2 separate regions of the Mus musculus genome follow, and region 2 is linked to region 1. A link is a loop called in an ENCODE intact Hi-C map of the cell type or tissue named here. Cell type or tissue: left cerebral cortex. All regions are shown on one strand.

Region 1 (2,500 bases):
CCTCTACACACACACACACACACACACACACACACACACACACACACACAGAAAGAGAGAGAGACAGACAGACAGACAGAGACAGAGAGACAGAGACGGAGACAGAGACAAGACAGAGATGGACAGAGACACACATATCCATAGACACACACACACAGAGACAGAGACGTAGACAGAGACAAGACAGAGATGGATAGAGACACACAGACCCATAGACACACACACACAATTATTTTTTAAACCAAGGGGAGAAAAAGCAACTAGCACCAAACTCTGGGGCATTGTGGGTGCACGGGGGTAGGATGCTCTATTGACTGCACCTGGGAGAGATCAAGAGAGAATATCTGAGAACACCTGGAGCAGAGTCCTGAGGAGGACTAGTTTGTAGCTGCAAGAGACCCAGCAGAGTCAGGGCAAAGGATTGCATAGGCATGGTGACAACAGGAACACACAAGGCTAAAGATGGGACAGCATCCAAGTTCAACTGTGTGGCCCGACGAAAGCATGTTAGGAGCTCAGGGAATATAGACAGCACAAGGATGCTATCTTCTATTTCACAGCACTCTATAGTCATCTCTTTGTCATACACTTTGTCATCTCTTATCTTGATTGGACCATGTCATAGTTATGGCACGTGAGCATCAGGGCACAAGTGGCTTGGCTATAGCCTTGCAGGAAGTCGGTTCCTGGCCTTTGGTTCCTGCTTCAGGGGTGATGGTGAGCTGAGGGCTTCTTACTAGCCTCAGCTGTGAGCCACAGCTACATAAGACACTGGGGCAGTGCTGGCTCTGGCTGGGCCTCGTGGGAAAGGTGGGAAGGGAAAGGCCTGAGTGCTCTTCCTACTTTGCTGCTCACCTTTCTCCCTGTGGTGGTGTGGGCTGCTCATCTTGGTCTTTTGGCCTCGGGGCACTCTCTGGATACTAGAGGCCACAGTGCTTTTAGTGCTGCAGGCTGGAGTGAGTGTCCCCTGGAGAGTGGCTTTCTACTATCCTCTGATGGGTGTTGGTGGCTAAGTCCCCCAGCTCTTCCCTCTTCTGTGGGATAGCTGCAATGTTTCCAGAGCTCCCCAGCAGAATCAAGCTCTAGTTGCCAGCAGATCTACTGAATCTCAGTTGTATGGGATGGAGCTGTTTAACCTCTGTTTTCATAAAAATAATTTATAAATGGTTTCTGTTCAACTTCCAAGAGCTAGTTTCTGCCCCCTTGGGGGCGATATTGCCCTTGCTGAGGACACATCTTTTAGAGAGACTTTATGTCAGAGCAAGAGTCAGAGAAACTGCATGGCTGAGTAAACAATAAAAAAGTAGCCCTGGTCTGGTGGTGCACGCCACCTCCTTAGCCCCCAAGCTTTAGTTGTTATTAATTTAAAAAATTTTAGTTAAAAGTATTTTATAGGCATGGTTACCTTGCCTGCATACATGTCTATATACCACACACGTGCAGTGCTCATGAAGACTAGTAGAGGGCATCTGGTTTTCTGGGACTTACAGAATGCTAACTGCCATGTGGGTGCTGAGAATCAAGCCCTTGTCCTTAGAGGACCCAGTGCTCTTAACTGCTAACCCATCTCTCCTGCCTCTAATTAGGTTTCTCTGTCTCTCTATCTCTCTCTGTCTCCATCTCTCTCTGTCTCTTGGTCTGTCTCTGTCTGTCTCCGACTATCCCTCTGTCTCTCTGTCTCTGTCTCTGTCTCTGTCTCTCTCTCTCTCTCTTTTAACAGTCTCATGTATCCCAAACTGGCCTAGAATTCACTATAACCTAAGATTCCTGATCCTCCTGCCTTTACCTCCCAAGTACTAAGATTATGGGTGTCTGTCACCATGCCTGGATTCAGGATGTTTTTTTGTTTGTTTGTTTTTCCCTTGAGACTTTTGCACATACTGCGCCTGGCAGGAATGTTTTCCTAGCTCTTTTGAATGCTCACTTCTGTGGGATAGAACACAGCATAGGAATCCTAATATTGGGACACCAGGCTTCCTGGTAGAAGGATGTATAAACAGACTTGAAGGAGTAGCATAAGCATGGACACTGTGTCTGGTTAGCCTTCCTTACTTCACTGGCTGAATGGGATAGTCTTCCTGCATGCTCCTGGCAACATGAACTATTTCTGACTACTCAAGAAATAGCCCTTAGCTACATGATGTAATTCTCTAAACCTAGTCAGTTCTTTAATAAAGCTGGGTACTGTGGGTGGGGAAGGGTGTACAAGGAGGGCTTTTTCTCTCCATCAGTGAGGAAGGTGTATTGCCATGGTGTGTGCTCACTGAGTATTGACAAATTCAAGGATTGTTGGGTAGAATGATAGAAAAATGAGTAGATAGAGAAATGGATAGAAGGGTGGATGATGGATAGATTAGTTGAATGGGCAGATCAGAAGGATGAGAAGGATAGATGGATGGATGGATAAATGCATAAATGGATCGGTTAGTTGAATGAGAAGATCAGTGGAATGGATACATGCATGTGGGTGGATGGATGGGTGGATGGGTGGATGGATGCA
Region 2 (2,500 bases), 260 kb after region 1:
ACACTTTGTATAGACCTGGCATTCTGGTGACTGCAAGCCAGGGGAAAAACAGAGAAGATAACACTGAGTGCTATTTAGAAGGGTTTGGTTGGGGATAGAGCTGTGGTGTGCCTTCAGATCCAATTGGATAGCTTGCCAGTTGAGGAGTCAGAGTCCCACCCACCCAGTGGATCTGGCCCCTCCCACCCCGGGATTATCTCCGCTGGGTTTGCTGTTGGATGCATGTGAAAACTATGCAAGAATGAAACTTTCCCAGACTGACATCAGCTGGTGGCAGTTCACTCCAGTGCTCAGAGCTTCCCACTTTGCAGGGGAAGCAGCTCCTACTGCTGGGACTTCGCTAGGTCTCTGGGTGAGCACATGTGCGGCATCTATTTATCTATCCATACCTGCATATGAATATGTCTAACGTGCACACACACATTCACAAAGCAGGTGGTCAAAAAGATTATCATGCTGATCTTAAAAGGTTCACATTCAATATTGTGAAAAGCTTTCAGAAGTTGTGTTTCCAAGACAATCATTTTGTTTGTTTGTTTCTGTTTTAATATTCTTGTGACAACTAAGTTGAAAAAGCAGCATGTCAGAAATAATTTTGATTCTATATAGACCTCTTCTCTTTTTTTAAATTATAAAAGTTTATTATTTATTTTACCTTTAACTGATAATGTGAAATTCTCAAAAATATGTTCTCTTTAAAATATACAGTTGTAAACTCTTCAAAGTAAACATAACAATCTAGGTGTTATTTATTAACGTATTATACAATGATGTCTGACCCAGTATGTGCTTGTCCTATTTAAGATTGGAATGTGAGACATGTTGCTGTGACCTGTTTTGTTTTGTTTTTTTGTTTGTTTTGTTTTTGCCTCATTCCATATTTGTAGATATTGTGTGAACTACAGTATATAATGACAATAATTAAGAGGATATTATGTGGCTGTCACATACATTTTGAGATGATAGAACTATATTAGCTTTGTGTCATGTTTGCATAGGTCATTAACGTTCACGGTTTAAATACCATTAAATGTTATGCGATTAGCAATGAGGAAGAACCCTTCCTTAAATCTGGGAGTTTCCCACCGCTCTTTCCCTGATGCATTATGATCCTGGACGCCTGTCTATCTCAAAACTCTTAACACGTGCAGACCAATAGGTTCTGTGTTCCTTTTAAATACCAGGTTGTGACAGTTTGTTGTTGGCCAGATCCACCATCTCATTCATATTTATTGTAATATATTTTTGTTTTGTAAATACATGAAACAAAACAAAATGTCATTGTTCTAAAATATTTGTAATGTATATTAAAAAGGATACAAAATACTTTTAGAAATATACATTATTTTTGTACCTGCGGGAGTACGAGGGGCCAGAGAGATGACGCAGTGGTTAGACGTGCACACTACTCTTGCAGAGGACCTCAGTACCCACACTGCCTGTGTCTTCAGCTGCAGAGGGCTCTGATGCCCTCTTTTGGTTTCCACAGGCACTTGCATTGACGTGCACACACCCCTCCTCTATACACATGATTAAAATAAAATAGATCTTAAACAAGCAAAGAAGCATCCCAAACCAAACAAATGAGAAATGGAGTACAATGGCAAACTTGACAGACACCCTCTAACCCGACTTGCTTTTAAAGATCGGTAAGGGGGAAGAATCTGAAAAGTGTGGAGTACATTTGCACCAAAAGGTAACCTGACAAGATTCTATGTTTATACTTTCATCTCCCAGTATCACTCATGTCTTGAGGCAGACAGACAGACAGACAGACAGACCCCACTGGTCATGTCTGATGAAAACTGTGTTGCAAAAGGACTCAGCATAGGAATCCTGTTCTTACTAGAATATGAATGTGTTTCCAACCACATGTTTGTGTGCTGAGTCAGAGAGACTGATTTACCATCGAACAGAAATGCTGGATATTTTTAAGCCTGAGGACAGAGAGAACATATGCACATTTGTAGACACACTGTTCCAGAGCATTTGAGCCACGGCTTTGCTGATGTGTCCAGACCAGTGGTTTTCAAGCTTCCTAACTCTGTGACCCTTTAATGCATTTCCTCGTGTTGTATTGATTCCTCTAACCATAAAATTATTTCATTGCTACTGTGTAGCCGTAATTTTGCTACTTTTATGAGCTGTGATATAAATATCTGATATGAAATATCTGTGGGAGCCACAACCCACAGGTTGAGAACCTCTGGTCTGGCAGCTCAGGTCAGTACTAGTGCTACTGGTGAGACCACATTGGGTAAGAAGTCAGCACAAAAGTTGAATTTCAGAGGATGTTATCCTAGTTCAAGACATTTTCCATGATGAAAACACCAGCTTATAAAATGCAGGTCAAATCAAGAGTTTTTTTTTTTTTTTTAACTATTCTAAAAATAAGCCATAAAGTTTGTGGAATGGTGATATATGTTGGTTTGAAACTAAAAGAGTAGCTATGAATACTGATTTTTTTCCTACTTAATATCTGTTATATTGACAAATACTT

The links. A loop is a pair of places that touch in the nucleus more often than their neighbours do. Peaks named below come from ENCODE experiments on the same cell type or tissue, not always from the same donor. Only the 100,000 strongest peaks of a DNase experiment are listed, where the experiment ranks them.
Region 2: a loop joins it to region 1, with 2.0 times the contacts of the local background. A loop is called at or near these places in 4 of 42 quality-filtered maps.

The regions. Positions count from the first base shown.
Region 1 is chr4:101,383,987-101,386,486 of GRCm38, forward strand. All of the region lies in intron 3 of 0610043K17Rik (RIKEN cDNA 0610043K17 gene), which reads left to right. Among named protein-coding and RNA genes, the nearest start is that of E130102H24Rik, 29 kb to the left of the region's middle. In left cerebral cortex, a CTCF peak has its summit at 1,197 (motif pointing left); DNase peaks (open chromatin) are centred at 1,209 and 2,114.
Region 2 is chr4:101,641,474-101,643,973 of GRCm38, forward strand. Dnajc6 (DnaJ heat shock protein family (Hsp40) member C6) reads left to right here. Exons shown (of 19, transcript NM_001164583.1): 19 at 1-1,326. Among named protein-coding and RNA genes, the nearest start is that of Leprot, 5.1 kb to the right of the region's middle. In left cerebral cortex, a CTCF peak has its summit at 1,480 (motif pointing left); DNase peaks (open chromatin) are centred at 1,471 and 1,906; H3K27ac peaks cover 460 bases.